Regions from separate parts of the Mus musculus genome. Here all the other regions are linked to region 3. The links are chromatin loops, found by intact Hi-C in ENCODE. Cell type or tissue: left cerebral cortex. All regions are shown on one strand.

Region 1 (8,000 bases), 74 kb after region 3:
TGTTTATTTTTCTTATCAAGGTTCTCAGATGCATCTAGTTTAGGGGTCTTTACACAGTCTAGCTATATGTCACTTCCTATTTTTATTAATATAGCTTTATTGGAACATAACTACATCCATTTACTGAGTATGGCCTGCATCTACTTTTGTTGTACTGTAGCAATGTGAAGAGTTGGGATAGACCAGTGAAGATGAAAATATTTACAGTATTCTAATGGTAAAACATACATAACCTCTGCATTAACTTTATTCTTTTATGAGAGATATTGTCAAGTACTCATTCTATTGCTAAAAATTCAACACACACACCTATGCACACTATAGACATAAAGAGAAGTAAACACACACAGTAAAGTGGGGGAGGGGAGGGGATTTTATTTACTCATTACTTACTACTGATTCCTAGAAGTTGATCTTTTGGATCTTTACTCTTTTACATTAAAAAGCATTTCCTTCCTGGGCTGACAAAATGTTATTTACTTTTGTGCCTACTCATTCAAATTCAGTGACTAGACTCTGAAATTCACCTTTGTGATTGATATCATGTTAGGCTTGGCAGATCCTGGAAACAGATGCTGATTACTCATTGAATTACTAATTCTCTGACCTGATCTCTCACTTGGCTTAGAGATTAGGAAGGACTTCTGTTGTCTCCCAGTTTTAACTCATTTTACATGGATATTAGTTTTTGTTGAGGAGTTTAGAATTCTCCTAAACTTGGAACTCAGGCTAGCTGAGCATGGCTTTCTAGGCTTTATACCAGTAGACCACAAGATGCTGGAAATATATTTTATGTGGCCAGCAATGGTCTCTGCCAGTTCTCTTCTTGGCTTCTGCAAGCTCCTTCTCAAATGCTTCTGCTACATCGAACCTTCCAGTTCCACTTCTGCAGTGGATTCTATATTCTGCAGTGCTATAGTTCTGTCTCAGTCTTTTACTTCCATTTGTCTGTCACTTAAAGCATCATTAAAAGTCTCATTGGCACCTTTACCCTAATAGGTCCCAGGTAGAACACATCTATTTAGCCAATCCTCTCTCCAGTCTGGACTACACCCTTGGAGACAAACATGGATAATAGAAACAGCCGAAACCACTCACACATGTCACACCTAAGTAGGGAAATAGCTTCAGGGAGAGGTGGAGGCAACATTGTGAGAACGTTCGGGAGAATTCTGCCTCTCTGTCCTGAATCTAGTTCAGCTTATTGTCTTCAGGTCCATTGGTTCTCCTGGACCTTGCCTTCACTTCCTAATCCCAAGTTCTGTCTCTTCTCAACTGTAACTTGGTTCCCTAGATCTCAGACCCAAATTCCTGAACTCCACTTCCGTTTCCTTGTCTCATGCAATACTTGACCATGAACTGTGTACCTATCCTTAGCCTGATAGGACCATCACAATGAAGGGTTGCCAAAGAGTTACTGAGTATGCAGTGTCTTTTACATATGTTATCTAGTATAATCCTTGAAACCGTCTTGTGAGGTAAGACTGTTATTATTAGGATAATAACGATTATGTAATTTACAGGTGAGGGGGCTGGACACTAATAGGCTTAGGGAACTTGTCCAAGGCTATATAGATTGTGTATGGGTGGAATTAGAATCCTAGCCAGGTCTGCTTGGCTCCACAGTATTATTACCCCAGTTTCTTTTTCCCACTTGCATCTGCACTTAGGTGATTCTGTTCTTGCATCTGACTTTAATATGTGTCAGGAGTCAGTAAGATTGCCTGTAAAGGGCCAGGGAGTAGATATTTTCAGTTTCTAAGGACAAGAAGACTCTGCCATTGGTCCTATTATTGATACATGGACTTGAAAAGCCACAGACAGCACATATCTGGTGGGGACAGATGTGCTCTAGTACCCCTTTAGTCATAGACATAGAAATTTAAATTTTTATAGTTTTCACATGCCACTAATTACTCTTATTCTTCTGTGTTTTGTTCCCAACCATTAAAAGACTGTAAAACCATTCTTAGCTTATAAGCTATGCAAAAGTAGGCAGAAGACCAATTCAGTCCCTGGGTCAAAAACTTGCCAACGCTTGTTCTACACCATATTAATTATTTGATTTCAGGTTTGTAAGTTTCTGAAAGACTCAGCTAGTTACTATAATATGTGGTAAACTTTTTATTTTTTTATGGTCACTACCATGATAGTGACAGAAGCCATGTGAAGGAGGTCCCAGCACCACTTCCATTTACTAGAGGATTAGAGATGAACTATTTTGCTCAGGCTGCACTTAACTAGGAGACAGTACAGTCTAATGTAGACAACAGGCCTCCTGACCCCAAGGCTGGCATCCAAAGCATGAAGCTATGCTTCCTTTCTGGCTCCTATGAGATAATACACATTAAAGTTATTTGAGAACCATACAGGGTTATATAAATATAAGTTAATAACTATCATAATTGTTTGTGTTACATCTTCATCCAGGTTTCTGAAGGGATTGGATTACAATCAAATCGATGTTAATCAAAACAAAAACAGCGAGGCACGCCATGGGATGATATCTAGTTTTCTGTCCATCTTAGTATTAGATATTAGGAGCATTAGATTTCCATCTCAAATCAGCAATTGAGGAACCCTCTTAAATTGTATATGGTTTGCTATCTTCTCTGAACTTCCTTGAACTTGGCCTTGTGCTGATTTTTACTGATTAAAACCAAAATGAAGCTGTAGACAGGCAAGAGGTGGCATATCGATAAGAGCCGTGATTAAGTTTTTGTATTTTTTTTCACTCATTCACTTCTTTTTCAATGCACTTCACTTCCTATATTAAATAGCAAGAGAGACATGACTTAATTATTGAGAATCCTTTGGAGCCAAATGGAAAATTACACTACTACTTACTCAGATGCCAGGGTAATTAGAGACCAATTATTTCTCCCATTTGGCACTAATGAATGAAGATCAATTAAAAAAATAATGTAACTGTGAATTGCCTTTATTGAGCGGAGAGCTCTGAGCAGCTGAAATTGTCTACTCTTTCCCTAATTGAAAATACCAAGTCAAGGCATCTCAAATCGTGACTGTGTTCGTGTAATTTTAGAGCGCTTTTGTTTTTAAAACTCACACAGATGGCCAAAGCCTGGCATTGAATCATTTCCTGGGTACAACACACTGCTCTTTCTTCCATGGGGAGAGTCAAAACATGGGCTCAAGAAATTTTTATTTCCCTAGTGATAACATCAGGTTTTCTGGCAGAGCTCTATCATTGCTTCTGGGCAGGTTTTGCCTGGGCTAAGATGGAATGTCTGATTTGCTTGGCTATTTCACTTTTCTTCTGATTAGTATATCCGCTTCATCAAATGCATTCTGAAAACATTTATTTTTACTGTTTTTTTTTCTTTTCTTTTAAATCTCATGGACAGAGACGTTTCCTTGATTAGCATATTGGGATCATTTTGTGGGGATGTGGACCTGCCTGCTCCAGGATCTCTCAAGAGCTCCACACATGCCTTTTAATCACCTGAGCATCAATCACTGGAGGGTCCTATACTATTTAATCTTATCTAGCATACATTTTAGCTGGAATATACAAATGTCTGTTCTTTAGATTGGTCCTAAGACTGGATAAGTACTTTCCCTGATGTGGGAAGAGGGGAGTCTCAGGATCTCTATTCTCTGGGAGCAAGATGACAAGACATACATTCCAAGGAAGCGCTGCTTATAGAAAAGCAGCCGATAAATCTCACTCAACACATCTCCTTGCATATACACTCTAAATCACCTAGTTTATAAGGCATGTTTACCCAGGTTACTCCACTGTACTCCAAACAACTGCAAGAACTACGTAAAGCTGGTTTCATCCTCTATGTTCAAATGAAATCGTGAGGCTCCAGAGTTTAAAGGATAATAGAACACCACACCCAGAGCTACAAAGACCCACCATAGGACTCATGGATGATGCTTGGAACTGTGCAGTGTAAAAATTGCACAGTCATCCATTCTCATCTGAACGCCCGGCTTAACTGAAAATACTGGAGAAAGGACAAAGAGAAATTATGGAACGCATGAGTCATGATGAAGGGAAACCTTAAAATATTGTTCTCCTAGCATTTCCCTGTGTGGAACAGGATTGGGTGGGGCCAAAGTCTGAATGAGCTGTGTGGCCAAAGGCTTGGCTTTGGGGTTGGGCAACTAAGAACTCAAAGAATTCTTTTGTTCTGGTGTCTGCATCCTCAAGTTGGGACACTCCAGACTTAATAGGGAGGAAAGACCAGTGATGGGGATGCTGAACTCAAACACCAGTTCTGGCTGTTGTCTTTGAGCCTGCCTCTGGTGCACCGGCTTCTTACTTGAGGTGTCAGGAGATCACTGTCAGGCCCACTGAAAATGGAAATGCAGGAGGAAGGGCTGTTTAGCAGGAACCTTCCACTAATCTGGCACATCAAATTATGACCACTAATGAGGACATCCACATGGTCCTGTAACTTCATATCCCTGCGTGTAGATTACTGAAATAGCCACTTTCTTTTAATAATCCTATTAGCACCTTGTAAACAGTGCTTTTATAGTTCGCTGTGGTTTCTCTGGGTTACACAGTAAAGGAGAGATTTTAAGTGAACACATTTTAAAGAGTCCACATCTTTCTCTCTCTTTTGTCTTTTTTTTTCCATGAAGAGCCAAGAAAACACACCAATAATTTTAGAAAATGGAGACTATCCTTTTTCTGATCATTTTTTTGTGTAACTCAGAGAAACATGCTTATCATGTTAGAGATGAAGGAGAAATACAGACGGATGGTATAAAATTTTTCAGAATACTAGGGTTCATTTCTAACCTCACGTCTTAAGTCTTGGCCATGGCACATCTTTTAAGATCTTAGCATTCAAATCAAGACGAGATATTGCCTGACCTTTCTCATAGCATTGTTCTGTGAGTTCATAAAGTCTTTCTGGAGAGCAGTCTGCTGTAGAAGTTGCTACAACAAGGCTCAGCATGTGCACGCCAATGGGTTCCCTAGAAAGCAAAGGTGAACATAGCTATCCTCTGAGAGATGTTGGGTCAATGATGTATTTTCCCAAAGACATTCAGAAAAGAGGGTGAAAATGGGGTCTCAGAGGGTGTGGGAGCTGAAGTTTGTACTTGCTTATTTGTTGACTATTTAAACACATGTTTATTGCTTTGTAGAGGCTTTGTGGGGCCTGGAAGATAAAGTGTTGTATAAAATGACTGCCTGATCTCACGGATCTTAGGTTTCTTTCAGGGGTCAGATAAATAGATCATGAAAAGAAAGGTGTAATGTAACATGGTCCATGAAAAACAATAAATGAAGTTCTGTAGGGACTGCTAATGGTTATATGTGTGCATAGCAGGTGAGGACGCTGGGTTTGTTTTAAGAGTACAGACAGGGTACTCCTCTGTGGTGGGGTGACATGTGATCAGAGCCCTAGAGATAGGTACCAGCTAAGTGAAAAACTTAGGAGCTCGTTTTCAGTAAGAGAAAAGATTGAGTCCAAGTCATGAGGTAGAAGTGACCTGCCTGAAGCAGAATCAGAACTGTGCAGGGAGAAGGTTTGCTTGGTGAAGGTATGAACAGAGGCAGGAGGAGAATCAGCTAGGGTGCACATCACATGAATCTACAAAGAGAGTGAAGGACTTGGATGGAAAGCAAATGAAAGCTTAGCAGCCAACAGGAAATCATATGATTTGCAATGTACAAAAACTACGTTGCCTTATGTGTGTAGGCTGAATTTTCAAGCACAGGAAAGGATGTTCGGGGAAGACACTGAGGACTCTTGCCTGTAGGCAATGATGGCATTCTGTATTAGAGATGCTTCAAGAATGTGTGTGAAGAATGGTTAGGGGATGCATAAGGTGGAGGGAGGAAAAGCGAAGTGCCGAAGAGCTGTCGCTTTCATGGTTGGTGATGAATAACAGGTGAGTACACTGGTGTTCCTCACCACTGAGAGACACCTGAGCATGCATAGTGCTGTCACAGGTTCTTGTGAGATGTGTGCTCAAGGCTATCTAGCAGGAATTGGGCATATGAGTTTGAAGTATCCTGAAGATTTTTGTCCTGTTGATATTCACATGGATGAATTACATGAAGATAGTGTTACAGTTTTCAAGATGTTATTAACAGTGACGATCTAAAGCTGCTTCTCTGTGTGAGTCCACTGGCTTCCTTCTCTCAAGCAATCTCTGGTGTTTGAGCCTTACTGTGATTTTTGCTGACCTCATCACCTGGAAGGACTTTTTCGAAGCATAATTGCTGTGTTTGTTAGAAAACTTCACCTGCTTTTTATCCACTGGTCTTTGTTTTTCCTAATAGAGATACACTTATGTCAACTATTCTATTCTTTCCAGTATTTGAACATGGCACTCATAATGACTTATGGCTATCAATGCTGCACACACTCCATGGGCAGCCCTTAATCCCCTAGACAATAGCAGGGTTCAAGGGTACAGACAGGTGCAAGGGATCTGGTTACCGACGACAGGAAGAAGAAGAGTAGTGCTGGTGATCTGGTCTTGATGGGGCTCATTGTGGATAGATCTGAAGTGTTTCAGAGCCTGCCAAATCCAACAAACAAGATTGCCTCTTATGAAAGATGTTCACTCTTGTGCCAACTGCCTGGAACTGCTATAAAGGACATTGGGAGATGGGAGGGGCTGAAATAAGGAATAATTTCAACCTCTCAGTTGAAATTGTGCACTGGGAAAGTTTGGGACCATGTTGTTTATAAACCACAAATCTCAGATCAAGTTGGCATAAGCAAGAAGGGGCATTTCCTGTCCCCTGCAGCATAGAGTGAAAGGATTCACTTTCTGTGAGGCTAATCCAAGACTTAAATGAAATTGTGGAAATTGTTCCTTAGGGTTTTTTTTTATTTGTTTGTTTATTTTTTTTCAGCTTTAGAATCTCATACATGCATATAGTTTGGTCCAGCTCCTACCCTTTGCCCCAACACTGTTCACTCCCAATTGTGTGTGTTCCTTTCTTACAAACTCACAGGGTCCTCTTTGGTGTTTTGAGAAGAGATTAAATTGTAGTTCAGAGTTATTGCAAAAATGTTACCTGTTGGAAGTAAGTAAGGAGTGAAGGGGAGGTAGAAGGAAGAGATATTTCTCAGAGCAAGACAAAAAGGGGGGAAGGGGACCATTTCCACCTTAGTATTTAGCACCAAACAACAAGGTTGACAACACCTGGATGATGAAATTTAAGAAAAAAGAGCAAACATAAGTAATGTTGTAGATCAGAAAGCTCTACTTCTAGTTGGCAAGGAGTGGAAATGGCTGATCAGCAAGGCAAAAGTTTGTCCAAACAATCAGGACTCCTCAGTTCCATAGTACCACACACATAACACTCCACATACTTGGATTATAGGAGGATTTGGGGACTTGGGGATAGACAGAGTCACGCTTAGGCATCTTACCCTGTCACATTTGTAGCTGTGGTATCCACAGGGAGTGTGTCTCAAAGGCATCCTGAGGTAGTTTCTAACCCCAGTTCTGTCCCTTGCTCGGTTATGTGATTCCTCAGGTCCTCATCCCTCACTGTTGGATTTCTTCTAAACACACACACACACACACACACACACACACACACACACACACACACACACGTGTGTAAGGTATGCATATACGCCAGGGTGTTGTCCTTTAGAGTTGCCCACCTTGGTCAGAATGTTTTGTTTTTGAGACAGGTTCTCTCACTGCTAAGGAACTCACCAAGGAAGCTAGGTTGGTTGCTTAGTGAACCCAGGTCCTCTCTCTACTTCCTGACCTGCCATCAGCCTCTAGCCCCAGAGAGAGAGAAAGAGTAAAATTGCCAGAAACCATCAGCTTTTGGCTCCAATCACTTGATGTCTTATCCTTGCTACTTTCCTTGGGTACTTGGCTGCCAGGAGGTATCTCTCCAGCATCGGGAATGCAAGTGTGAAAGTACATTCTATCATACCCAGATGGTGTGTGTGTGTGTGTGTGTGTGTGTGTGTGTGTGCACATGTGCACACATGAGTGGGCCCACATGCATGTGTATATGAGACCCTCCCTGC
Region 2 (8,000 bases), 260 kb after region 3:
CTCTTCCCATTTTGCCAAGAGAAGGAGACTGGCTTAGATAAGGGTTCTTCGTTTGGCTGGGATCACAAATGAAGACAGTATGGAGCAAGGCTGTGTTGACTGTGTTGTCACACTGCATGACTGAGCACTAAGGCCCTGATTTTTTCTAAACTATTAAGATTTTTGGATTACTGTGGCATCATAATCATGGGAGGGTTAACGAGCACAGTGTGGTTATTTTCCTGTTCTACTTTTTCTATGATCAACACATAAATCCTGAGGGACAAGTTTGACAAAAATTTATGCTGGTCTTGATGCCTGTATCTGTGAAGTTTATAGCTCAATGACTTGGTAAAAAGACCCTCTTTCAGCCATGAAAACACTATGCTGGGATGAACATAGCTCATGAGGTGGATGATGGATTAGGGACTACGGTCACATACTTTGGAAGAAATGAATAAAATTACATGCTGTCTTTCATAGGATTCATGGTGGTCTATTAATACTTGCATTCTCCCATTTTCTGCTGGTTCTTTTCCATCACATTGAATTATATTTTACATTCCTCTCGCCATTAGCCTTTAATTATAAAGTTTCATATAATCCCTTCTATGGTTAGCTGGAGGGTTTTTGTTGTTGTTGTTGTTGTTTTTGGTTTTTCGAGACAGGGTTTCTCTGTATAGCCTTGGCTGTCCTGGAACTCACTTTGTAGACCAGGCTGTCCTCGATTTCAGAAATCCACTTGCCTCTGCCTCCCGAGTGCTGGGATTAAAGGAGTGCACCACCATGCCCTACTAGCTGGAGATTTCTATTTTTTGAATTATACTAATTTTATTACATCAACTATCAACTAAGTTGCAGCTATTGCTGCTTGTGGGTAATTTAATTTTTGAACCAAATTATTGTCATGGAGAGAATATCCTGCTTTTAACTGCTTTTGATATTTCATAGATGGGTATACTGAATGTTTGCCTCCTCTACCCTTTCCTGTCTTCTCACTAAGGCTGAAGCTGTTCTTATTCCCAGCAAGCAGTATTCTACTGAGATGATAACTTAAGAGTGGCTATTCCATTGAAGATAATAACATCCCCTCCCCAAGAACCCAGTGACTGCAAATAGTCCCTGTGCATGGGACCTTCTGAGGTCTACCCTCATGCATGATGCAACAGTCATGGTCTAATAGTATACAGGTCTTGGGTAAGCAACCATAACTTCAGTGAATTTATGAGTACCATGTCCAGACGACGTTCTTTCAGAACAACCTTACTCAACCTTGGACTCTTAAATTCTTTCTGACCCATCTTCTGTGAAATTAGCTGAACCTCAGAGGGGATGATGTATATGTACAATTTAGGGCTGAGCTCTCTAGTCATTTACTCTGTGACCTTTGGCCAGTTGTGAGTCTCTGCACTAATCTCTGCCCACTGTAAAGGGAAGCTTCTTTGATGATGGCTGAGAGTGGGTCTAATTTCTGGGTATAAACATAAATATTTAGAAATCTGTTTGAAACAATGCTCATTTACCCAAGTGGTAATAGATTCTATACCCAGAGCTTTCAGTTATTAGAATTACTGCTGTTCTTGGAAGACAGTGAAACAGTGAGTGATACTTTTCCGAATGTGTTTAGGATTGCTTCCCCCCCCATTTATTTATTTATTTATTTATTTATTTATTTATTTATTTATTTATTTTCCTGAGACAGTGTCTCACTCCATATCTAAGGCTGGCCTTGAACTTGAAGTCACAATCCTTCTTCCTCAGCTTCCTGAGTGTTGAAATTCTAGACATGCACTGCCATGTCTGGTTTTCCTATATTCAGACAATGGCATGTCTCACTATGATTTTTTTATTTCTCCTACACAGTAATCAGTACATTTATATAATGCATGAATTGATTTCCTAGTATACAATTAGTAAATATTTTGTATCTGTGTCTGAGTTAAAGTCTCCATGCAAGCAATATATATTAATGTTCACATAAAAGCCTTTAATTGAAATTACTCACACAGAGAATAATGCTCCTTCTAGAAACTACAGGTTGCCAAATAAAAGGCCCAGTGCCAGGTATGGGGTACTTAACTTTTGATTTGTTGAACAAAGGTGTCCTGGAGATGTCTATAATAATACATGTTGTTACTGCTCTCAGTTGCCCACCAAACGATGGTAAGATCCCATTGCGGAAAACATCATATACCTTGTTCACAGGGTATGGAGAAAGTAAGTTGATAATGACAGGAAGCTCCTACCTGCTGGCTTGCTCTCATAGTATTAGAAGGTGCTATACATGCTGCTGGGAGAAATGTTATCCAAAGTCTTACTCAGATGTGAACCTTGTGAGTTACAATCCTGATACACATGGCAAGATATGCCATATGGATGCAGTAGTGACACAAATGTTGTGTGGGTAATAAATCAAATTCTGACTGGATTTAATGATGGAGGTTTGAGATGGCATCAAACTGTCCCTACCCGTGGACTATTGTTGGCCTCATATCTCATCAGAGAAGTTTCTTTGTGCACTATATGATGGCTAATGAACAAGCAACTGGTCACAGTGTAAGGACCAGATGTCTTGTGGTGTGTTCTAATTGAACTTCTATATCGTACTTGTTTTTCAGATTTTCGGTTCTATGGTGGAAGAAGGGAGGGAGGGAGGGGTGAGGGTGATGTGCTGTGTGTGCATGTTGAAGTCGGAGGGCACCTCGGGTATTCTTTGTAGGTACATTCTACCTTATTTTCTGAGATGGGTCTCTTATTGGACTGGAACTCACCAATTAGACTAAGCTGGCTTCCTAGTGAGCTCCCGTGACACATGCCTATCTCTCTGTAGATGGGATTGTAAGTGTACTACCACACTCAGCTTTTGGGATCAAACTCTGACCCTTCTGCTCGCAAGGCAAGCATTTTTATACTGTACCATCTCCCAGACCCCTTTTGCGTTCTATCAAGTTATTCACATATGCCAGTATTTCTCAGCTTCCTATCAGTATGGCTGACTTTCTATCTATGAAGAAGAAACATTTGACCCAGGATTTTGCATGAGGGTCTATGGATAGCCCTGGTGCTGTTTGTATTTTGATGCTAATTCTGCTTTCCCAGGAAGGGCTGCAGTCAGCGGGTGAATCAGGTACACAGGTGACTTCTTGTGAATCTTCTCCCTGCTTTAACTTGTAAAATAAAGGCTAGAGCTGGTGATTGGGCACTGAAAGGGAAGATGGAGCTGAAAAGTTTGGGGGAGAAGGAGGAGAGGAAAGGGAGAAGGAGGTAGGAAGATGGAGGAGGAGAAAGACAATCCAGATTCCACATGGCTTTAAATAGCCACAGGTAGCTATGAATATCTTATAAGGGATGGATGGATAATTACAGAACAATTTATCTTATCTAGGTGGGTAATTTATATCAGTACCAATTGGCTTTATGTAAATTGTGCAGACATTTTGTGGGATGAGAATTTATTGATATAAATCTGACTTATAAATCACAAGCCTCTAGAGTTTTGATTTTAAGGTGTTACTGGGCTTTGGGACTTCTGACCACAAGGGGTGGATGGCTGGGAATGTGACTGGAATCCCTAGCAAGAGAACCATGCAGTCACTGCTTGGGGCTAGCCATAAAGGCAGTGGAGCTGCCAGGGCCCAAGAGTAGCCAGTGATAGCATGGGATGGTGCATTTTTAAAATATTTCCTGCAACAGGGACCCTCTGTGTACTTCATTCTAAATGTGTACTATTAACTCAAGGCTGGGCGAATGGCATATGTTACTGATCCTTCTGTGATATAGGATGGGCCATCATTACCCATCACTGCAAAATAAACTAAAAATACAACAGTAGACACTTGGGGCATGTAGAGAGATTCGACTATTCCTGGGACCTCCAGAGCAGTCTAACACCCATGCTGCTAATTTGGTATCTTTCACCAATGATCTGGTTACCAGACTCTACTGGTTGCCCTGGGAACAGAAAAGTTTTTCTTATTTTTGTCTCAGTTTTCCACCTTCTGGGTTATGCCATTAATAAATATCCCCACTTGAGACATTTTTCATTTCATTCTAAGAATGTGTCACTAAAGAAAAGTGAGTAAGGCTATGTGAGGCCTTTACATTGACCTGGCTTATAATATATATATATATTTTTTGTGGAATGGATGCTTAAAGGGACATTGATATTAAGAAAAACCAAAATGAATCTATCTCTGTAGTACATCAGAGAGATGGACGGCACCATGACAGCATGTGCTAGGTAGACTGAATTTGGGATGGAAGATAGACCGGCTTTCTCCAGAAAGCAACAATCATGTTTCACTCTTGAAAATGAGAGGAAGGTATTCTTAGATACCACCTAAGGATGCTGCTTCTGCGTTAGAAGGCATACAAGGCTGCAGGTGGAGCTTGTTCAATACTCTCTTCTCTTTTCTTTATATAGTTATATAAAATGCATATGAGGCCAGTGAGTAAGACAAGTTGGCTTTCTACTAGATTCTATGAAACAGTGAGTTCTTCCTGGATGAAGGATGACCATCTGTTCTGGATTAATTGTTTTCCTGTGAGAGCTAAAGATACCCAGAAACCCAGAAATTCATAAACGAGCAATGAGATTTAGCACTATAGCCTAAGGTCGAATCTAAGGATGATGAAAATGCTTCCGAGCCACTTTTTCTAATTTCTACTGTAAAATTGATGCTTCTTCCCCTCTATTATCATACCATTTAGGCTTTGAAACCCTCTGGTTTTAAAAGAAATAAGAAATTCACATTGACTGAGTAATGATACCCAGAACGCACATCCTTCTTTACATAACAGAAGCAAATTAACAAGTCCATAGCTTCATTTTTGAGGTCAGTTACTGTAGAACATTGGAAGTCAGAAAGAAAATCTAGAAACTGTAATATTCAAAGGACTGGGATGATATCATTGGGAGGGGAACAAAAGACCCCAGTATCTGTGAGCCATCTCTGAAGATAAAGGAGAGAATTTTCATGGCATCAGGGCACCCCATGGTTGAGAGGAGATGGAATAGTCCATGCAAACAGTGATAGTTTACATATTGGCAATCTAATGTTAAAAAGGACTAGAATCCTCAAAGAGCTTATGATGCTTAGAAAAGTAATTGAAATCCTTACCTAACCTTGCTTTGGGAATGGATACTCTGTCATTTTCCTGTGAGACCCCAGACTCTGTTTTGATATGAGCCATTCTATGCATCTGGGCTGCTCTAGGGTCAGAACTGCATGCATGTTTCCATCTCTGGGTTGTCACAGGCTTTCCACTGTAATGGCATAGGAGAATAGATGATTCGAAAACTCAACTTTTACTCAGAACAGTTTTGACCCAAGCCTCCTGACGTCTCTCTAGAGTAGGGGACAGATGTTAGGAAAATAAAAGGCATTGGCCCCACAAGGCAGGAGATCAGGGAAGTGTGTTCTGATATCAAGCACACTGTGGCCAGATGCACCTGGTTTTATACTGGTGCGACGACTGAAGACAGTTGCCCATACAGTCCCACTGACACCCACTGATGCTGTTTTACACTTGGGCAACTATTGCTCACAGGAAAGTCAGAAATGTGCTTTATTTTCTGCAATTTCTCTATCCATGGAGAAATGTTCATGAAGAGGAGCCAATTAAGGATAGTGAAAGCCTACAGAAACCTACAGAGAAGAGAATTAAACAGAAAAAACCTATAAGCAGAACCTGATCCAAAGGCCACCAGTTCATCTGAAATTCGAAAGAAAGAAAAGAGAATGTGTTAAGAATAAGGTCATAGTCAACAAAGATAATCACGCTGGCGTCAGAAGGGCCACTGCATGGTCAACAGGCTTTGGTGCCTGTAGTGAGATCATGATGGTGAAAGGGCACAACAGAGGAAAGCTGCTTGCTGTGTGACATTCAGAAAGCAGAGAGAGGCAGCATGAGAGACCACAGACAAGACAGATGCCCCAAAGGTTATTCCTCCTATGACACTCCAAATCATCACAGTCTATTCAGTTATTTCCATGACATTCCACACTTGATCTTAGCCAGAAGTTGGAGAAGTGATTTCAATGACATTCCAAACCCAGAAAAGATGATGTTCATTTGACCTCTCCTCACAGGTGGGGTTGCTTGCAAAGGATGTTTTCATCAGATCCAGAAATGTAGTAGAACTTCTAAAATACTCAGCTGACCAGGGGGGGAAAAAAAAATCTACCCAAATGAGGGCTTTAGAAAACTTTTGATGTATTAGGAATTTACCATCATTTATAACTTGGGCAGCATTAATCTTTAAACTCTGTTTTGAAATGATATCACTTCTCCAGATACACAGAAAGCTACTTCTGCAAGGCTAGCCTGCAGACACATTTCTCAAGTCCAGACTTTTAGCAGTAAAGGCAAGAAGGTGGCTTGGTAGGGGCTGTAAAGCCACTCCTCAGATGCACTATCTACAGACGTCTCTGCTTAATCTTACAAGAGAACTGTGGGTCTGACAGACAGCAGACCCAAATGTCTGTAGGTCACAGTGATTATCGGAAATTACAGTTAGACCTGAACCTTAAATCTAAAAATAAGTAGCTTGCATTCACCACGGTGTTTTCAGCTACTGCACAAATGGACCACAAACCTTTTTATTAAATAACAGCATACAAACATATCAGGGAGAAGCAGTCATTGAAAAAAAGAAAATATACCTACCAACTTGCAAACAAAATTTATGATCAGAGGGAAGGAGGGGCAAAACCTGAAAACCTCGATGATCAAGCTGTTTCAGAATTGATGATGGTCCACACCAATTATGTTCCTTTCTTGCTGGGCTTCCAGAACGTAAATTACTATGCCTAACAGTTTTAAATGAAAGAGTAGCTGGAAACTTGCTTTAAACGGAGCCCGGAGACTTTCTACCAGTCACCCAATTACTCAGTGACTGATGTCAGATAAAGACCTTAATGACAAAGAGACTCCATCAGAAGATACCATGTTTATCACCCTTGGAACAGAATCAGGCTGCAGACTCTGTCTTCTTCCCTGGCCTCATCTTTTTTGTCTATTTGGGAAGAAAAATTTTATAGAGAAAATTGATGGGTAGGAGCATAAAGATGTACCAAAACCAGATGGTGTGGTGGCTCAACCTTAAGTTTTATCTTAAATCAAGCTTAGATTAACTCAGTGCCCCAAAGACAGCAGGTTATATTAAGTAGTACTTTATCCTTTATACCATGTCACACATATACTAGTGAATACTGTCATTTTCTTTCAATACAATGACAAGAAGGTACTTACTATTTCCTTAGAAATGGGATTGTAGCTGGGCATGGTGGCACACACCTTTAATCCCAGCACTTGGGAGGTAGAGGCAGGTGGATTTCTGAGTTAGGCCAGCCTGGTCTACAGAGTGAGTTCCAGGACAGCCAGGGCTACAAAGAGAAACCTTGTCTTGAAAAAAGGATTGAAAGAGAAAGCATTCTGTGCTAGTTTGTGAAGATCAACTCAAGGTGTTGCCAGACGTTATCCCAAGTAGCAGTTATGATACCTGGGTCCATAGCAGTGGAAAGTAACCAGCTGACTTTTTCAAGTAAAAGGTAGACAGTATTGAAAATACCAGTGGGTCCTTGAAATGGTAACTGGAAGAGATCACTCCGCAGGGATGGGGAGATGACCTCTCTCACTCACTGTCAAATGATGCAGTATCACAAGTGAAACTGTTCTGTGTGTTGTCTTTTGCTAACTGGAAGCTTGTTTGTATCCTTTTGAATTTTTGACCTTAGATTGTTTCCCATGGATATTTCTTTTTCAAAGCAGCTGACTATTGTTTTTTCATTGTTTTATTTTCTTTTTATTATTTATTTATTTATACATTTATTTATTTATTTATTTATTTATTACAGGGTTTCTTTTTTAAGATTTATTTAGATATTTATTGATTTATTTATTACAGGGTTATTTTCTTTTTATAAGATTTATTTATTTTATGTATATGAGTACACTGTAGCTGTCAGAAACACCAGAACAGGGCATTAGATCCCATTACAGATGGTTGCGAACCACCA
Region 3 (8,000 bases):
GAATTGGGGTGTGTGTGTGTGTGTGTGTGTGTGTGTGTGTGTCTGTGTTTCTTGTGCTTTTTCTTTGGCTCTTTTTCTATTCCTCTTTTTTGTTTTGTTTTGTTCTATTCAAGTTTGGTTGCTTTTATCTTATTTTATTACTTTTTCCTCTTTCTGTTTGTCTTTTTTCTTTCTTTTTTTCTTCCTTTCTTTCCTTTAGATGTCTGTTTGTCTTCTAATGAGAGATAACGAGAAAGGATGTAGATGTGGGTGGGTGGAGAGAGACTAGGAGGAATTAGGGGAGGGAAACCCTTAATCAGAATATATTTAAAAACACAAAACAAAACAAAATTTAATCTGAAAGAGTAGACTTGAAGCATTCTCACCTCCCCCAAAAGAAGATAATTAGGCAAGAAAATATTTTGGTATGGAAGACAAAATCAAAAAATTATTCTAAGGTGAAGAAACTCAAGAAATATGAAGCCTGAATGAAATCGATGGCAGGTGTGACGGTTAATCTGTCAAGGTGACATTTCCAGAGAAAATGAACTGAGGTGGGAAGGCCCACCGCACACGTGGGTGGTATGGGTGCATTGACTGGGGTCCTGATTGAATTAAAGGGAGAACGTGAGCTGAGCACAGCATCCACCTTTCGGCTTCCTGTCTGTGGATGCGGTGTGACCTGACACTATGCCCTCCTCACTGCGATGACAGCACCCTCATATGCTAAGCCAAGACAGAGCCCCCTTCTGCTTCTCTTGTCCTATAGTTTGTCACAGTAAGAAAACTCACTCATACCACAGGGGATTTTCTTTCACTATAAAAGAATATTACAGTAAGTAGTAACAAAATGTGAATCAATCCTGCAGGTGACAGTGCTGTCACTGTTAACTTCCTGGTTTATATAAACATTTTGATTTTTGTAAGAATTTGTTTTAATTCTCAAAAAAACAAAACAAAACAAAAAGAACACCCCCCCACCCCCCCAAAAAAAACAAAAAAACTCGGGCTGCAAGAGGGTTCAGCAGGAAAAGATGCTTGCTGCCAAGCCTAGCCACCTGAGTTCAATCCCCGAGAAACCCTGCATGGTAGAGAGTGAGAACCACCTCTCCCCTGCAAGTTGTTCTCTGACATCCATCCACACATGTGCATGCAGAACACACTCCTAGACACACAAATGGATATAAAAAATACTAACATACTTATGAGACTGGTGTTCTGTCTACTGAGAGGCACACTGTACCCGCATAAGCAAAGATAAACAAATAGAGCCAGCAAAGGCTGAAGTAAATGGAGACGTTACTATCTACACAAAGAATTCACAGACATTTGTGCCTGTGAGCCTGAAGTTACATTAAAATAAAAGGAAAACAAGTCAAAACAAACAGTCTCCCAGTCTTTAAAGAAAAGAAAAAAGGAAAAGAACACTCCATCATGTTGATTCATATACCATTCTGCCACTTTCATTGGTCTAAGAACATTATCTTCCCTATAAAAATACACACTGGTGACCCTTGTGCTGCAAACTAAGCAGGCTGGCTGCGAGGGAGGACCCTGCTTGGCTTTCTAGGGAACCTGATTAGCAAGGACAGCACAGTCAAACACACAAAGGCAGAGAGGGAAGGAGCAGCTCTGCTCACCTCTGGGGCTCCACAGAGATCCTGACTGCTCTCGGGAGCAAGGTCTCCAAGTCAGAGTGCTTTTGAGACAAGTGTTGTGTTTATGAATTCTGGGAACAGAGGGTGCGACGGCTTTTCCTCTACACCCACAGAATCACATTTGCCGGCTTGAACAAAAAGCTATTTCAACCACACAATTGCTACAGCCGTTTATCACCACCCGATGCAAGCCCTAGCCAAAAGATTGAACTCAGATCTCCAATTCATAGAGCTTCAAGATATAACTCATTACTATCTACCTATGTATCTGCTTATCTATATACATATATAGATATAGATATCTATATATGAGGGAGAGAGATACACACATATGTAAGAGAGGGAGAGGGAGGAGAGGGAGAGGGAGGGAGGAGAGGAGGAAGGGGAGGGAGGGAAGGGGAGAAGGAAGGGGAGGGCTAGGGAGGGAAGAGAGTGTACAGTACAAGTTTCAAAGTGAGCTTGCCAGGTTCTCTACTCCTAGGCTTTCTGATGTGTGTTTTTTTTTTTTTCCTCAATGGACACTCAGCCAAAGGAGGTGTTCAGAGAGCTTGCCAAACACACTACATGATAAGAAACTGGAGCAACAGAGAGGTGGCTCAGTGTTGTGTTGGCTGGACTACAGAAAGATGGCTTGTTCCCTGCCTGGCACACCCTGAGGATTTTTGAGGCTAATATTGCTTTTACATGTTTTTACAACTTTTGTTCTTTCCTGTCATTACGTCAGACTTGGGTAGGCTCTGATTAAGTCTAAACTCCAGATCACAGAGATGCGCTCTGCTTGTGAGTATCCTGCTCCCATCAGTTAGCTCAGGCTTCGGGCACTGCAGAGATTCTTCTCATGTTCTCAATAATAAGAGCAGTATGCCTTTGAGAACCTTGGGGGTTTTAAGGTCTGAAAGTCTTATACTCTCTTTACCAGACCAACCCAAAACAAACAAACAAACAAACAAAACCAAAAACTTCTCAGATGCAGAAAGCAGAAACTACTGGTGAAGTTAGGGTTTCATGAGAGGACTATAAGATATATAGATAAATGTACTTTAGTTTCCTAATAAGAACAAGCTTATATGAAATTCAAGGAAGAATCAAGAGCAGAAGAAGGCCCAGAAGCTTTGGAGGTGGAGGGGGGGGGGTTAGGACCAAATGAGGATCAGAAGCCAACACTGAACATGGAGGGCTTGCTCTGTCTCTGAAGCAGAGGTGGGGGTGGATGGCAATCTACACACACAGACCCAGGCCCACAGAGGACACACAGTGCTAGCAGATAGCAAATGCTCCTGCCACATAAGCTTGGAGGGCACTTAATGCAAGGGGCCCAACAGTCCCAGCTCCTGCTTCCTCACCAGGCCTTGGCAGCACAGTCCCTATCCAGGACTGTCACTCAGGCAGTCTGGGAAGAAAAGGATGCTGAGAGCGCCATTCAGTGAGCAAAGGACTGTAACCCATTCAACACCACCGAAGGTTGCTTCTAGGATGGCAGTCCTCAGAGTAATGGTAAGCAATGCCCTGATAGCCTGCAGCTGGCCCAGCACATTGCATCTACATGAAGGTACACATCTTCTAAAGCTGCTGCTCCCAGATGCTCATGGAGCAACTCATAGGGTATAGTCTCACTCTGCAGAATGGATGAGGTTGCATCTCTCTCTGGATTTAATATCAGCAGCCTCTTGAAAGAACTAATGTTCCCACACTAGGGCTCTGCTAAGCTGGCTCACTGCTTTGAACATGGGGAGATTTGGGGTAGGAAAACAGGAAGCCTAACTCTTCCCATGATGAAACACACACACACACACACACAGAGCCAGATTTGTGCCCCCTGTTAATAAACCCCAACACAGATGAGGTGAACCAGAGAGCCTATATGAAGTCCTGAGAATCACTGCATCGTGACAGAAGAGATTAGAACCTAATGGAGAAGGGCACGCTTTGTCGGTTGTGATTATACATGTAGCGGCTCTATCGGGATCTCCATTTCTGCCTCCACAGTGGGACATGATTAATATTTTACATACTGTCCAAAGGGGGGTGTGGCTTACCAGAAACCGTACTGAACATTTCAAACACAGATCATCGTCTGCCAAGAGAAAATCCTGCCCAGCTGGAGATTTCTCATTTGCAAAACTTAAGAGCGACAAGATTCCGTGACTTGGAGAAACTGGCTGTCCCACCGATGCCTTGGCAACACAGGCTGTACTTATCTTTTTGAACAATACTCCCAGAAAATGTATTTGCTTTCAAAAAACTATGGTAATGCATCTCAGGAAAGGGGCTGTTAGAGAAAATCTATTAATCTGGGCTGGAAAGTCCAAAACATAAGGTTCAACTCCAAGTTCAGATCCCACTTGAAGGTCAAAGGCAGTGTAACAATATTAATAGCATCCTTAAGTCAAAAATCGAGTATCTTTGAACACATAAGTAACCGCATGGCTCTTATCCCCAGCCTTAACTCAGGTACTTTGTTCACGAGGGAAGACTGAGTTCTGTCTTCCTCAGAGGACAAACAGTTACCCTGAGAAAAACCACACTTCATACTATTCAACTGGTTCACACAAAACTGAAACATTGAAAATTCTGTTTTCTATCTTCTTGACACTTTATGCCCCCTAGAAGATGCCCAAGAGTAACATAAACTTCACTTGAGGCTTAACATAAAAATGCCCAGGAGGTACGTATGCTGAACAAAGATGTCTGAGACAGCAGACTGCTCAGGTATTTGTGATGCTTTTCTGGCCTTCTGGGCAATGATTACGGCAATGGCTGTGGCTGTAGATGAGATTCTTCGGGCACCTAGCACGTCACCCTGGAACCTCCTAGCTACTTTTTCTCTAGCAGGGGATGAAACTATTTAGTTCCCAGAAATACTTGTTAAGTGGGAAATCTGACTGGTCAAAAAACCCAGCAACTCAAGGGAGTTAGGTCGTTCAAACTACAAGGAGATGAGAAGCCATCAGCCTCCTTTCCGAATTCTAGGACAGTACCTAATCTGTCACTTGAATGCCAAAGCGCTGTTTGGTGCTATTGAGGGATCCATCAGTGTCAGTCTACAAACCCGCTACACAGTAACTGAAAAAACTGAATCCATGCCTGCTGATGTGAGAGGATCCGACTGTCAACTTTGACCTGCTTGTCTCCAGGCGATCAAATCGTACAATGGACCTCAGGCAAGTAGCCAGGAGGTGAGCATGAAAAAGCACAGTGTCTGTGTAGAAGCTTTGCTGCACTCTGAGCACTAAGGAAAGGAGGACAACCCTTTCCGAGGCTGACACACTCAAACCCAATTTGAGTCCCAATTTGCCCAACAGGGGGCTGATTTCTAACTAGTGCACAAACCCTCAGATGGTTGTTTTGCACAGAGCTAGAAACGAGGCATAGCAAACAGATGCAGGTCTCCTTGGGATAAGCCAAACTGTGAACATGCCACACCCCCCCCCCCCCCCCCAATCCAGTCTCTCCTCGATGAACAGCAACTTCACACCAAGGCAATCAACACCCGATCAGGTTACACACCACCCGCAAAGTATACTGCTGCCTGCCCATCCCCACATGAGGCATCCCCAACCCCAGCCCCCTAAGCATCCCCCTGCCAGCCAGGCAAAGGTGGATGGCAGGCAGCCTATTCAGACACCAGCCAGTGTTCACATACCTCAATAATCCTGTCATGAATTTGCAGGCCTCCTTCCTTGGCAGCAGGCCCGCTGTCAACTATTTTGGATACAAAGATTCCTTCACTGGAGGATCCATCTTGATTGTCCTGTGGGTTAAAAAAACACAGGCGTGAATGCTAGGCATGGAAGCTGGCATGAAAAAAAAAAAAAAAACCCAAAACTTTGCTGCAACCCCAGCTTGTCAAAAGTGGAGTTAAGCGGGGGAGGAGTGGGGTGTTGTTTGTTTCCTTTAATTTCTGTTTTAAACTGAAACTGGCTCATATACATTGTAAAAATATTCCAAACCCAAGCCAAAGTTAGAGCACAGGAGGGGCGTGCTATCTTTGAGCAGCCATCCTCTCTGCTCTGTAAGACTTCTATTTCAGCATGTGCACGCTGTCCAAAATATCTTAACACATCACCTTCCTCAGTACCTAAGCAGGATCACACCGAGCCCACTCTCACAGCCCTGGCTGGAGGTTTTTCTTTTCACTTCTACTTGTTTCCTGTCCCCCTTCCTCCCTACTTTCCATCCCAGCAACTTCTCCTTTCTCTCTGCTCCCTCTTCCCACATCTTTCTATCCTCCTCCTCCTCCCTCCATCCTTCACTCCCTTCCTTTCTTTTCTGTCCTCTCTCCCCCTTTATCCCTTCCCCTCTCTCCCTCCCTCCATGTTTTCTTCCCTGCTATAGGTGCAGCTAAGCCACACCTCCCACTCTGCCCCATTTTCCCTGAGACTGAATGGAACACCAGCTTGGAAGTCTGGGCAGAGTCCGAAGCTCTTGTCATCTGTCAAGGGGGTGTGATAACCTCTGATTTGTCATTTTGAAACATCTTTGCTCACAGACACCTAAGGTGGAATTCTTAGCAATTTACATGACTGGGTCAAATTTGAGCAAGGGACAAACACTGCTGAATGGCTCCTCCAGAGACCAGCCTAAGATTTCACTAGATACTTCTTCTACGTGTTACCCATATAGAGAACTGCTATAGGGGTCACTAGGTAAGAATCTAATTATGAAAAGAGATATTTACAAATAAAGACAAATAGATCAGCTAATTTCTCCAAGTCCCTCCTTTCCCTAATTAGAAAAGGGTCCAGCCGCTCATTCTTGCCCTAGCTTGTGCACAAACTTCTGTCTACACAGCACTAAGACGAGTCTTCTCCAAGTGTTTAGAAAGTTCTAGTGATTAACAGATGGGTTTTTAAATAATTACACGGCGCAGCATGTGCTGTTTCCAAACAATAGCATCTGATAATATACTCGACTTACCCAAAAGGCCAACAACACGAGATGACTTGAGAAGGAAGCAGAGGATACCCCACAGAACTCTACCCAGCACCATGTTAAACTCCATCCCATAATGCAACAAGACCTATTTTAATAATACTCTCCCTATAAGGATATAAAAATACCATGGACAAAAATAACTAGGAAAATAAAACATTTTCTTCTTCAAACAGAAAAGAGAAACGGAGATGGGAAATAGAGGAAAATAGAGAGGAGAAGGGAGGGAGAGAAAGTAAAGAGAGAGGGGGAGGGAGGGAGAGAAAGTAAAGAGAGAGGGGGAGGGAGGGAGAAGAACTGTTCTAAAGAATGGCGGCTAAGGCTGAGACTATACATTCTACAGCCTCCCTCAGCGCTCATGCTCGCTCGCTCTCTCTTTCTCTCTCTCTCTCCCTCTCTCCCTCCCTCCCTCCCTCCCTCCCTCTCCTTGACCCTTACTGTTTCCTTCTGTGTGTCTCTGTATCTGTCTGTCTGTCTATCTGTGTCTGTCTGTGTGTGTCTGTCTCTATCTATCTATCTATCTATCTATCTATCTATCTATCTATCTATTTTTCTGTCATGCTCTATCTATTCCTGGGTCTCTTTTTATATATGCCAGAACAAAGAAACAAAAACCCAGGCTAACATGAGCATTAAGCATTTCTCCACCATCTATCCCCACATCATATGCAGGGCTCTGAGTTCCATCTGATTTCCATCAATATTTTCTTAGAAGTCGGGTCAGCACTGCCGTGGGTGCTGCATGAGGTTAGCTCTCATCACCAGCCATCACTACTTACCATCTCTGCACTCTGCTCACACTAACCCTTCCCCAGCTAAGAAGCTACAAGCATCCTTTCCTCTTAGCAGCCTCATTCATGCCTGCATCGCACTCCAGCTTCCTACAAGAGCATCACAATGCCAGCGCAAAAATGCATCAGGGTTTCTATTTCCTGAGGATTTGAGAGGCAGGAGGCACGTGTGCATTACTCAATCCTCACAATAGCCACAGCAGTAAGGGCCACTGTCATCTACCCCAGGGGAGGAAAGCTTGAATTCAGAAAAGCTAAATGATGTTTAAGGCCCATAGGTAAAGAGCAGCGGGTCTTAGTTTCCTAGAGGATCTTCCCAGACAATCCCTTTTTCAATGAGAAAGCTCACAAGCAGGGTTCAACATCTCAGTCTACATGACATTCCAATTAAGGAAGAGTCTCACTGGACAGCAAAAGACTTATAAGCAAATCGGACTTTCCATAGACGACATGCTGATACATCTCATAAAAGGAAAATGGCATTATCTGTGTTCAGCCATTTTGCATTATATGGCCAGAGAAGAGATGCAGCGTAAGCTTTAGTTTGCTTTGCAAAATACTACACGGTGCCTAAATAATTATTGTAAAGGAATGCAAGGAAGTTCAAGCAAAAATCTAAGAGGAACAACCAACACCCAAC

Evidence for each region. A loop is a pair of places that touch in the nucleus more often than their neighbours do. Peaks named below come from ENCODE experiments on the same cell type or tissue, not always from the same donor. Only the 100,000 strongest peaks of a DNase experiment are listed, where the experiment ranks them.
Region 1: a loop joins it to region 3, with 8 times the contacts of the local background. A loop is called at or near these places in 2 of 42 quality-filtered maps.
Region 2: it touches region 3 in a loop (7-fold over the local background); 2 of 42 quality-filtered maps call a loop at or near these places.

Annotation. Positions count from the first base shown.
Region 1 is chr6:101,423,425-101,431,424 of GRCm38, forward strand. No RefSeq gene overlaps it. Among named protein-coding and RNA genes, the nearest start is that of Pdzrn3, 50 kb to the left of the region's middle. In left cerebral cortex, no CTCF peak of the experiment used is centred here; DNase peaks (open chromatin) are centred at 3,080 and 3,994; H3K27ac peaks cover 2,116 bases.
Region 2 is chr6:101,604,813-101,612,812 of GRCm38, forward strand. No RefSeq gene overlaps it. Among named protein-coding and RNA genes, the nearest start is that of Gm34335, 89 kb to the left of the region's middle. In left cerebral cortex, no CTCF peak of the experiment used is centred here; DNase peaks (open chromatin) are centred at 3,852, 4,385, 5,465 and 5,812; H3K27ac peaks cover 1,264 bases.
Region 3 is chr6:101,349,114-101,357,113 of GRCm38, forward strand. Pdzrn3 (PDZ domain containing RING finger 3) reads right to left here. Exons shown (of 10, transcript NM_018884.2): 3 at 5,281-5,388. Among named protein-coding and RNA genes, the nearest start is that of Pdzrn3, 25 kb to the right of the region's middle. In left cerebral cortex, a CTCF peak has its summit at 4,938; DNase peaks (open chromatin) are centred at 1,676, 2,282, 3,188, 3,730 and 5 more places; H3K27ac peaks cover 3,277 bases.